2 separate regions of the Homo sapiens genome follow, and region 1 is linked to region 2. Evidence: chromatin contacts called from ENCODE Hi-C or POLR2A ChIA-PET data. All regions are on one chromosome and are shown on one strand. The core of a region is the stretch at or near the end of the contact, and the rest is flanking DNA. Distances in the headings are between cores, read along the strand shown. Region 1 overlaps UVRAG (UV radiation resistance associated). Region 2 has its middle 53 kb from the start of WNT11.

Region 1 (5,893 bases), core at 3,147-5,646, 230 kb before region 2:
CCATAGTTAAGAATTTAGGCTAATTTCAGTGTTGCCAAAGATTAGCAGTTCTTTCCAAATTTACATTTAATGTGGGATAGTAATTGAACTATTCCTTCTTAACTCTTGGAAATCTCTGGATTAAGCATTTGTTTTCAGGTAAAAGTAGACATTTAATTAATAGCCAGTTTACTTGTTGTTGTATTTCATATTTTAGGGTGCTCACCACAAGGTGTCAATGTTATTCCTTAACTAGCATTTGAAATTTTATTTATTTTACAATTTTGGGTTGAGAAAAGTACGGGACTAAAATGGAATATAAAGCAATGTTGTAAATTATAAATAAGCATTCAGTTTTAGGAGTTAACTAAAAAAATCTCTTAGTATGATTCCTTCTAGGTTAAGGAATACAGGCTTAGTAGATAGCTTTCTAATAGGCTTATTAGGTACCTTTCTCCTTTTGGTTCTGTTTTTTTAAAGTCCTATTGATAGGGAATTATTGAAAGATTATAAAGAGAGGAGGAGTAAATGACATAGTCAGGTTTGCAATTTAGAATTCTAACCATGGTGTCAGTGTGGAGTGGACCTGAGGGATGAGCCTGGAAGCAATGATTTCTGTCTAATCATTTCTTAATGTGTCTAATCATATCTAATCTGTTCTCTGACTGAGAGATTATTTTTAGTGTTAACTCATTTTTTGGTTGTTTTTTCTTTTATACTTTTTCAAAGAGATAACTCTGTTATAGTAAGAAAAGTAATAATTCTGGTTTTTTTCTAGTATAGTTTTCATTGTTTTTTTCCCCTTCTTCTTCAGAAATATCCTGCTTTTGCCAGTTTAATAAGTGGAAGTATGGTGGAAAATAAAGGGCTTTGGTCCTTCACCTAAATTCCAGTCCTAAAACTGCCATGTGTAGGTAGACTGGATGCAAGACTTTGAGCAAGTAACGTCAACTTTTTGTATACCTTAGTCTGCTTTTGTAAAATGGGGCTAATATTTGTCTCTTCTATTAGGAATATTGTTAGAATTAAATAAGATAAAATATTTGAAAGATCTTAGGATAGTTACTGGCATATAGTAGACATTTAATAAATGTTAGTTTTCTTCTTCCTCTTTACTTACCTGGTCTTGGATATAGCTTTCTCCTCTAAGCCAGTATTCCTTTTCCTTGTTACCACTAGCTTTTCTACTTTTCAGCATATTTTCCCTTTCTCTCCCCAGCATTCTAGTGTTTTCCATATCTGCTTTTATAACTGCATGATGGATTCTTCTTGCTCACTGCCCAGAAAAGTCAATGCATTGAGAACAGGTTTTGCAGCAAAGAAAGAGTTTAATTATTACAGGGCCAGCCAAATGGAAGGATGGGAGATAATTCTCAGATCCGCTTCCTCAGAATTCACAGGCTAGAGTGTTTCAAGGATAGTTTGGTAGGCAGAGGTCTAGGAAATGGGGAAACCTGATTAGTTGGGTTGGGGCTAAAATCATAGGGGGTCTAAGCTGTCTTCTTGTGCCAAGTTAGTTCCTGTGTGGGGGTCATAAGACCAATTAAGCCAGTTTCTTGATATGGGCTACTTATTTGATACCAGCTGGTCCATCAGAATTCAGAGTCTGAAAAATACCTCAAGCACCAGTCTTAGATTTTATGATAGTGATGTTATCTATAGGAGCAATTGGGAATGTTACAAACCTTGTGACCTCTGGGTGCATGACTCCTGAACCATAATTTTACAAAGGTGTTTTCAGTCCCTGAGTAATAAGGAGGAGGTTACTTTCAGGAAGGGACTGTTATCATCTTTATTTTAAAGTTAAGCTATAAACTAAATTCCTCCCGTAGTTAGCTTGGCCTATGCCCAGGAATGTACAAAGACAGCTTGTGAGGCTAGAAGCAAGATGGAGTCAGCTACATGTTGATTGATTTCTGTCACTCATAATTTTTGCAAAGGTGGTTTTACTTTCAAAGTTGCTTTTGTTAATTCTAAACAGTCATAATAAAAAATATTTAACATGTGTGTGTCTTTTCTCCTTAATGACATTGAAATCTTCTTGAAGGAAAGGATTATTTCTTATGGCTATATTTCTCCTGTCCTTCTATCTTACCAATACTTCTTGGTTAATTGTTGGAGTTCCTTTGGCTTGTGAGCTTACTAGGACTCTTCTGTATTACTCTTTTTCCCTAGGTACTCTCTTGTGTTACTAAAGCTACAACCAACACATCTACATGTTAATACCTCTTCAATCTATATCTCTAGCTCTACCTCTCTTTTGGATTTCCAGTCTGCATTTTCCAACCACCATGGATATTTGAACTTTTTTGTCCTTGAGGAACCTCAACCCCAAAGTGTCTGGAGCCACACTCATCGCGTTAATACTCCTCTTCCTTTTCTTTTCCCTGGTTTGTCTAATGGTATTATCACCATCCTAGTCTCCCAAGCTAGTAATCTTAGTCATTTTTGGTTTCTCTAATTTTTCTTCCCTTGGTGATAGATATAGTTGATGATAAACCATATTGATTCTTTGGCAAGATGTCTCATCTGTCGACCCTTCTTTGTTTTTAATCTGTATTTTCCTAGACTATTTCCTTATCTCCTAGATGAAGAAATTAAGGCACAAAGCAGTTAAGTAACTTCACCAAGGTCACACAAACTAGTGTTAGAATTTGTATTCAAACCCAGGCAGTCTAGCTCCAGAGGCTATCATATAAACCAGTGTATCTTAAATCCTTACAATCTTTTACACTGCTGCTGGAGTGATCTTTTAAAAGATACGTGGGCTGGGTGTGGTGGCTCACGCCTGTAATCCCAGCACTTTGGGAGGCCGAGACGGGCAGATCATGAGGTCAGGAGATCGAGACCATCCTGGCTAACACAGTGAAACCCCTTCTCTACTAAAAATACAAAAAAAAAAAAAAAAAAAATAGCCAGGCATGGTAGCGGGCGCCTGTAGTCCCAGCTACTCCAGAGGCTAAGGCAGGAGAATGGCGTGAACCCAGGAGCAGAGCTTGCAGTGAGCCGAGATCGCGCCGCTGCTCTCCAGTCTGAGCAACAGAGCGAGACTCCGTCTCAGAAAAAAAAAAAAAAAAGATACATGAATTTTCTTACTCGCTGGGCTTAGAAAGCTTTGATATATCATGTACAGGAGAAAGTTCACACTTCTTAGTGTGATATTCAAGGGACATTTAGCAATACATGCCCTTAGGGACCAAGGTCTTTATTTCAAAGTCCTCCCACTCCCTACTTGTATAATCAATAACTATCATTTATGGAGTGCTTACTGTGTTATAAATAGTTCTTCATTGTCTGATTTTCCCTCCACTCATCTCAACACCCCCAAACTGAGAGCACCTTTAGGCAAGAATCCTTGTTTTATTAGTCTTTGTATTAGCCCTATCGCAGTGTGTATCATATATATGTTAAACAGATAATAAATGCCATTTCTATTGATCAAATTGAACTATTGTTCAGGTTACTAGAGGACTAAAGTTTTGTTTTTCCTAATGGTTTCCATCTGGTAAAATGAGAGTTGCAAAAAATTTCTAGGCTAATATTTAAAAGGTGATGAAAATGCAATCAGGTCTGTGAGCCTTCAGCTGTTGCTTTCTTTCAGCCCCTGCTCTCCACACAACATGTGGTGAGATTTTCAGGATTTTGTGACTTTCAATCCAACTCTTTCTATAAGTGTTTTGGGAAGACCTTTATTTGGCTCTCTAGAAGCAAATTCCCCTCCCCGCACTTTGCTAGAAAGTACTGTCAACTATAAAATTCCAATTTTAACAGGAAAATGCTCACAACCAATAAATTATCAATAGCATAGTGTTTAGAGAAGAGATGGGATGAGAAGTATAAGGTATAACTTTGTTTATCATCTTTAAACTATGGATGTGATAACCAACTTTTAGGCTGCAGGAAGAGATTTTTTTTTTTCCTCCCTGCCTAATGGACTCTAAGTGGTAATTGCAGTTATACAGAATACAGCTAAGAACCCAACTGTAAGCAGACTTTACAAAGTTTATGTGCTAAAACTCGTGTACTTTCTTTTCTTAATAGAGACTAGGCTCTTACCCAGTTTCTGTATGCTTATTTTAAGTAAGTTAGGGGAGGAATTAAGAGGATTACTGTTAAAATAGACACACTGACAGCAAGAAGCGAAAGCTGATAGTTTGCTCTGTTATACTCTTTGATTCTGGAATATAGCTGAGTGATAAATCATATTAGCTACTGTCCTACCTTTGTAGTCACTGTTTGGATTCTTAAACAGCCCTGTCTCACTACTTCATGTAAAAAGAGAGAGGAGGAGAAACAGTTCACTGTAAGGAGAGGCCAACTAAAGAAAAAAACATAGCTAGCCAACTTGGCCAAAGCACATGTCTGTATTGCATTTCATAACTCAAGTTACTCACGAGAATTATGAGTGCACTGTCTTAGTTTTTAATAATGCTGTCTCCATTTAACAGATGAGGAAGCAGTCTTAAAATGGTGAGATGATTTGCCTGGGCCACAGGCTGGTTAAGTGTGGAAGCAGGTCTGAAGAAAGGTCTGCCAGGCTCCAGTGCACGTGCTGTTTTCTATTATGCCATGTTGGTGCCAAATCATCAGTAAAATAGAAAAGTGTAATTATGAGAGCCTTCATAAGAAAGCAGGCACATAGAAGATTTAGGAAGGTTTTCAATCAAAATTTAAAATAAAATAATTTTGGTTTTTTTTTTTTTTTTTTTTTTTTTTTTTTTTTTTGGGACGAAGTCTCGCTCTGTTGCCCAGCCTGGAGTGCAATGGTGTGATTTTGGCTCGCTGCAACCTCCGCCTCTCCAGTTCAAGCGATTCTTCTGCCTCAGCCTCCCAAGTAGCTGGGACTACAGGCACGTGCCACCACGCCTGGCTAATTTTTTGTGTTTTTAGTAGAGACGGGGTTTCACCATGTTAGCCAGGATGATCTCAATTTCCTGACCTCGTGATCCACCTGCCCCGGCCTCCCAAAGTGCTGGGATTACAGGTGTGAGCCACCACGCCTGGCTAATTTTGGTATTTAATGTGAGTTTTGGTGGAGCAAAATTTGTATTTATGTGCAGCAGCACATTTTATTCTTCTTTATTCATCCGTCTCTACATATACTATAAATATATCTATGTATGTATACATACACATAAAGACACACATATACACACACACACAGTTTTACAAAAATAGGATTTAAGCAAAATACGGGAGTAATTATAGGGTGAAGTCTTCTCCTTCCCCTTTCCTTGTACTTTTTGGCTCATCTTCTTCTTTAAGCCCTTTTCCCCCATTCCGCTGCCAGCAAACCACCCAAACACAGAACATAGGTCCGCATGACCCCTAGTCACCCTTCACCCATGTTAACAATCTGATATGTATCCATCTGTATTTTTTCCCATAGTCTCTCTATATGTCATAGATATGATTTATAGATACATTTATATATGTTTTCTATATAATTTATGGTTTATGTATATGGTTTGAATTAATTTATAAAATTAAAATTGTTTTATAAAATTGGAGTTGATACACATACTTGGGTTTCTTGTTCAATATTCTATGCATACATTCCTCTAATTCACTTTTTAAATGGCTTAATAATAGTCAGTGGTGAGGCTATATCATATTTATTCAGCCACTACCCTATTGATAGGCATTTAATATAATATTTACTCTGGCTCTGGTTTTTAATGCGTGTTTGTTTTGACAGTATGCACATTACTGAAGGAAATATTTATACACATATATAACCTTGTTTTTATGATGATTTTGTTTCCATGGATTACATTCCCAGCAGTGGGATTTCTGAGTCAAAGGGTATGTATTGTTTCAATTGTTAGAGATAATCAGGTTGTTTTCCCAAAGGGCACAAAATAAATGGCATTACTCCTTACCCTGATTCTGTGCTGGCAATGGCCATCATCAA
Region 2 (5,988 bases), core at 1,568-4,067:
TAAAAGAAAGCAACATTTACTTACCTTTGCTATATGCATTGTACACACTAGTTAACTGGATAGTTGGTGAAGGGAAGTTTCTCTTATATAAATATTCCAAGTAAAAAGATTCAGAAGGGATCATAGAATTAGGCTGTCAGCTCTTCGCAACTCCTAAATAATGAGCACGTCTAAGACAATGCTCATCAATGGCACAGAAAGGCAGGCAACCAGACACCTGATGCCTCCTGATGGAAAAGCACACACCTTTGAAATAGCCTTGGCATAAGTTTGACCCTGAATATAATGAAGCATCTATCCGTGCTGTCCAAAGACAGCAGACACCAGCCACATGGAGTTCTGAAGTCATTGAACAGTGGCTAATCCACATTGAGATGTGCTATGAACACAATCCACACTGAACTGCAGAGACTTTGTACAAAAAAGAATGTAAATTCTTTTGTATTAATTTTTATATTGATGACGTTAGAATGATAATATTTTGAATATATTGAGTTAAGTAAGATACAATTAATTTCATCCATTTCTTTTTGCTTTTTAAAATGTTACTACCTGAAAATCTAAAATTACATATGTGACTTGCACTTGTGGCTCACATGATTTACTATTGGGTGGTACTGCTCTGGATCTAACTACCAGTTTATGGGAAATTCAAAGGGCAGATGAGCCTTTAACACCAGGAAAATGCAATCAGAAAAATCCAGACGGTTGGAAACCCCGCAGGACGAGCCACCTGGTTTCTCCAATAAATATATTGAAAGAAAAAATACATAGAAGAAGGGAAAACCTATTAACAAGAGACTCAAGAGACATATAAATCAATCCCATTATGAACCGTGCTTGGTTCCTGTAAACTAAACAAACTGAAAAAAAGAAATTAAGGGACAATCAAAATGGAAGCACTGACTAAATATGATATGAAGGACTTGTTATTTGTTTAGGTGTGATAATAGCATTGTGGTTTTGGTTTTTTAAGTCTTTGTTGCTTAGATGCATAGAGAAATATTTACAGATGAGATGCATCTGTCTGGGATTGGGGATAGGGTGTGAATGGGGTGTGGAGGAAACAAGATTGGCTATGGATGATGGATGACAGGTGACTGGAGTCCGCTGTGCCTTGTGGCACACACCCTGCCCTCCAGCCAGGTGGATGCACTTGCCATTCCCAGAACGCCCTGCTCCTGCAGCCCTGGGGCCTTTGCCGCCATGATGTCTCTGCCTAGAATCTTCCCCCCTAACCCACAGCAAACCTCTGTCCACCTGTATGCCAGAGCTCAGCTACCCTCTTCTCCTCTTTGAAGTCCTCTCTGACGTCTTCCCCACTCTCCACCCACCCACTCTCCCTCCTTTGTGTTCCCCCACTACCTGTGTGTGCTTCCAGCACAGCCCTTCCTACATGTCCCTACGTGTATGTTTCCCTATCTGTCACCTTCAGTAGCCCATGAGCTCCCACGGGGCAGGCGCGGGATTTTAAGGCACAGCTTGTGCTCAGGAAAACTGGATAGATTCGTCTTGGTGTGTTGAGTGTCCATTTTACAGAGGAAGCAGTTGGGACCCGGAGAAGTTAGTCTTGGCTAAGTTCACAGAGCTAAAAAGTGACAGAGCTAGGACTTGAAATCAGGACCTTTGAGTCACGTCTCTGCCTGACCTCAGCCCTGCGGGCCCCGTTCCCGCCATTCCTTCCTGCCTCTCACGTTGACTGGGCTCCCCCTGTCGGTCGGCACTGGCTGAACAGCCATGGAGTGGCGCTTTGGGGAAACCACGGGCGACCAGGAAAGATCTCAGGCAAGCCTCGGGTAAGTGAGCTGTAAACTGAGACCTGAACCCAGACACAGCCCATGCCAGGCCGAGCGAAGAGCCTGTGCAGGGGCTTGGAGTAGAGAAGAGCACGGCTCCTGTGAAGGATTCAGAGGCTGGAGCTGGGCGATGGGCCACCGCGCGGAGGAGGCGCGGGCGGTGGTCCGAGTTCCTCAAGGGATCTACAGACGGCGCCCCTCCTACCCAGGGTGTTTCCTGATGATTGTATTTTGTATTTCAGCGTTGATGATTTTTTTTTTCACTACTTCACCCCCTCCCAAACGCCCAAAACTGCCTGGTGATTTTTTTTTTTTTTTTCAAAGTGCATCCTGACCCCTCTGGCTGCCTCCATAGACTCAGCTTTAGTCCCGGCCCATCCTGCTGGCACAAGGAAGCCACCGCATGTGATGGGGTGTAATTTACAGCCACAACCCTAATGTGCAGAAATATCACTTTATTTCCCCGTAACTGTCCTCACCCGAACCTGTTTTGGCCGCTGGCAGCAAAACGCTTATCTGACCACTTCAAGGCAACTCATTCATCTCTAGTTAAAGATTATCCCCTAGGGGGTAAATGCTCAAATTCCCCAAATTTCCTGACCTCACCCCTTCTGGCCCCAGGGACCAGGCTTCAGGCAAGTGTCTCCTGACCTGCCCGTGGTGTGGCTCATCTGGGTGTCAGGGGCCGGCCCCACTGCAGAGGCCCTTCCTTGGTTCTCACCCTGGGACCCTGTGCCCCAGGGCAAGGCCCACTCGGCTCCCTTGGGGCTCAGCCACCTAGCCCACTTTCCCTCACTGCTGAGATCAGGCCACCTGCATGGACTTCTCTACTCTGCTGGTTGGCTGTCCTGCACCCTGAGGAACACGGAGGACTTCTATGAAGGCTTGCCTGGCTCTTCCTGGCAGGCCTTGGGCAGTCAGGTCCCTGTTTCCCATTTAGAACCCAGAAGGGGACAGGGACCGGAGAGGAAGTGCTTCTCTCCAGCTCCACGAATCTTTTGACTTTGGGCTTCCTGCCTTCCAAATAGCCCCCACTGCAGCTGTTCACACCTTCACTTCCTCTTTCAAAGGTGAGAAGACTCCTACATCATCACCAGCGTGTATTTTTCTCTCCTCTATGGCTTTTGTTTGTTTGCTTGTTTTGATGGTTGTACATTCAAAGTCCTCCAGGCTCTGTCTGGTCAGAAGTCACACATCCTCTCCTTGCTCAACAAAGCCTGGCCTTGTGGGGAAAGCTTGGCTTTCCAGACAGGCAGCATTTCAACTCCCTTTATCGTTCTGGGCTGTATCCACTCTGCCCTGGAGGCAGTAAATGGGGGAATTGGTGAAGGAGTCAAAGGAATGACTAACACCCCAGCCTCGGCTGCTGCTCTCACTGCCACAGAGCAGGGACAGAGCAGGCGACTGGACGCACGAAGCATTCCTGCTGAGTGAAGTCCCAGGGATGTTGGGGCCTGCAGCCCAGACAAAGGAGCCCTAGAGATTCGGAGGGAGAGAAATAAGTTGTCATTGACCTGTAGTGTGGGCATGTTAAAGGCTGAGGAACTGGCAGTGTGGCATGTGGCAGGATTGCCAGGGTCACAGGATAGACAGTGATTTAGTTTCAGCAAAATATCATCCACCACGTTAATATTGCTAATATGAATTTAATTGGCTTAGTAGTTTTGTGTGGTTTTAATTTGTAAACTTGTTTTGGTTTAATGGTTGTGGGAGAGCTATAGACCTTAGTTTATATTTAGTTTTTAGTTTGTAAAATGTTCTCGAGAGTGAAAATGGAAGAATGGAACAGTCTATAATAATTCTTCCTTGCAATTCATCATCCGTCCTCCACACCACCCGGAAAAAACAGGACCCAGGAGGACATGGAAACAGTCTTTATTTCAGGGTTGTGCCATAGCTGCCCACCCTATGAGAGGAGGTGGGAAGCCCTGGGAGGGCTGGCTTCACCCGTCCCCAACCTGGGTCTTCCTTCTAGATCCTTGGGTGCCCTTTGTGGCTAGGCCCTCTCCTCTAGACTCTCTGGCCCCTGAACTATTTCCCCTGATGCCTTTAACCCCTGGGTTTCCCTCCCTCTTTGAGTTCAACCTTTTCTTTTCTTTTCTTCAGCCCCTGGAGGGTCCAGGCTGTGGAAGGGGCTGTGGCTCCTGTTGGCAGCGCATCCACCAGACAGACTCTGACCATTTGCAGCGCCAAGTGGGGTCCCTCCTGGCCTCACTGTGCCCAAAGTGTTTCTGTCTCTCACTCCACCACGGCTGCATTCCCAAATGCCCCCTCTGACTTCTGGGTTCAGTGTGTGCCAGGCTTCAGGAAAGAGGGGGAGAAGGAAAAGATCCCACCTTGGCACAGACTTCTTTAGGCGATATTACAAAGAAAAATCAGGTTTCAACCTTAGGGGGTCTCTACAGGAATTTTTAACCTTGAAATAATCCCTACATTATTTATTGTATGGTGTTGTAGGCCTCACTAGGGAATTTTTACTTGATCTTCAGTGCAATGGGAAACTTTGGAAGGGCTGTCAGCATGGAGAGTGACATGCTCTAGCATAGGTTTTCTTTTCTTTTTTTTTTTTTGAGACGGAGTGTTGCTTCGTCGCCCAGGCTGGAGTGCAGTGGCACCATCTCAGCTCACTGCAACCTCCGCCTCCCAGGTTCAAGTGATTCTCCTGCCTCAGCCTCCCCAGTAGCTGGGATTACAGGGCACGTGCCACCACACCCAGCTAATTTTTGTATTTTTAGTAGAGACGGGGTTTCACCATGTTGGCCAGACTGGTCTCAAACTCCTGACTTCAAGTGATCCACTTGCCTCAACCTCCAAAAGTGTTGGAATTGCAGGTGTGAGCCACCGCCTGTGGCCAGCCTAGGTTTTCAAAAGAGTGCAGTGGGAGAAACTTCCTGTAATGGCAGTGGTATGACGTGGCTGCATGAATTGTCCTGCAGATAGCAATTATGGAATCTAGACAAAGTATTAAAAAAAAAAAAAAGTATGTAAAGCCCCTGGAAAGTGTCTTAGAAAGACAAAAGCCGGAAAAAAAGTTTACTCTTGAAAAATGGCAAAGAGAAGAGGTAAGAATCATGGCAGCACTCTCACACCCCCGAGGCTGGAGCAGGTGGTAGAGAGTAGAGTTCAGAACTGTAAGGGCAGCTGGAGCATCAAAGGGGACATCCTGGCAGTGAGATAACTGCAGGAGGCCTCAGGCCCGAAACCCGAGCACAGATTCTGTCCAAATATTCCAATGCTAGAGGGCCTGGTGAAAAAAAACAGGCAGGAACTGGAGATAAGTTACCCTCGAAAGACAGAGCAGCTCTGGACTGGGTAAAATATGTGAGTGTCCTGCTTTTTGAACAGTGAGTGAATTTCCCAACCTGTATACAGCGCAGCCAGCAGAAAGTGAAAAGTCTTACTGCCTTGAGGTATCAGAGAACAGAGTCCAAGCCTGGTAGAGCAGCTGAAAATTTAGGGGAAAATCCACAGAAGCAAGGGAACCATCGAAAAGTGAGCACCAAAATCTGAATGTAAACTTCCCAATCCTTGGATGACTGCCCAGTGATAGCTGCAGGGGACCCCTGGGAGCCACACTGAGAAAAGCCATGAGTGGGAGCTGTGGGAGCGGAGCAGAGGTTTCTGCTGCTCGGCACTGTGGAGGAGACAGAATGTGCGGCTGAAACAGGCAAACGACCCCCCAGCAGAATAAATACAGCAATCATCAGAGGAGCACGAAAAAAACCCAGTTTCCAAGCTGCACCAAAACAGGAAAATGTGACTTACACTCAGGAAAACAAAAAAGGCAAACAACAGCAACTGACTCAGTGGCATGCATGTTGGCATGTTGGATTTAGCAAAGACTTCGGAAACAGTGGCTTTTTTTTTTTTTTTTTTGAGTTGGAGTCTTACTCTGTCACCCAGGTTGGAGTGTGGTGGTGCGATCTCAGCTCACTGCAACCTCCGCCTCCCAGATTCAAGTGATTCTCTCACCTCAGCCTCCCGAGTAGCTAAGACGACAGGTGCCCACCACCACACCCAGCTAATTTTTATATTTTTAGTAGAGACGGGGTTTCACCATGTTGGCCAGATTGGTCTCGAACTCCTGATCTCAAGTGATCCACCCACCTTGGCCTCTCAGAGTGCTGGGATTACAGGCATGAGCCACTGCACCTGGCCAAAAAAGTGGTCTTAATGAGTGAAAAGAAAGGGA

Evidence for each region. Hi-C counts contacts between places; a loop is a spot of excess contacts on that map. ChIA-PET counts read pairs that join two places held with the same protein, here RNA polymerase II (POLR2A). Pooled maps may share reads with other maps.
Region 1: a loop to region 2 is called in a map of MCF 10A, with 5 times the contacts of the local background. The contact joins two enhancer-like sites. A Hi-C loop is called at or near these places in 14 of 168 maps with a recorded cell type or tissue (GM12878, GM18951, GM23248 and 11 more), 1 of 37 single-sample maps with no recorded cell type and 4 of 50 pooled maps. POLR2A ChIA-PET finds 5 or more read pairs at or near these places in 7 of 52 experiments (AG04450, HCT116, WTC11 and 3 more).

The regions. Positions count from the first base shown.
Region 1 is chr11:75,915,340-75,921,232 of GRCh38, forward strand. All of the region lies in intron 6 of UVRAG (UV radiation resistance associated), which reads left to right. Among named protein-coding and RNA genes, the nearest start is that of UVRAG, 100 kb to the left of the region's middle. Within about 2 kb of position 4,397, at least 3 of the 41 ENCODE cell types and tissues checked have a DNase peak (open chromatin) inside an H3K27ac peak, as active enhancers do; they include GM12878, where a contact is called at or near this core.
Region 2 is chr11:76,150,639-76,156,626 of GRCh38, forward strand. No RefSeq gene overlaps it. Among named protein-coding and RNA genes, the nearest start is that of WNT11, 53 kb to the right of the region's middle. RefSeq lists enhancers at 1,319-2,199, 1,851-1,940, 2,841-2,900. Within about 2 kb of position 2,818, at least 13 of the 41 ENCODE cell types and tissues checked have a DNase peak (open chromatin) inside an H3K27ac peak, as active enhancers do; they include GM12878, where a contact is called at or near this core.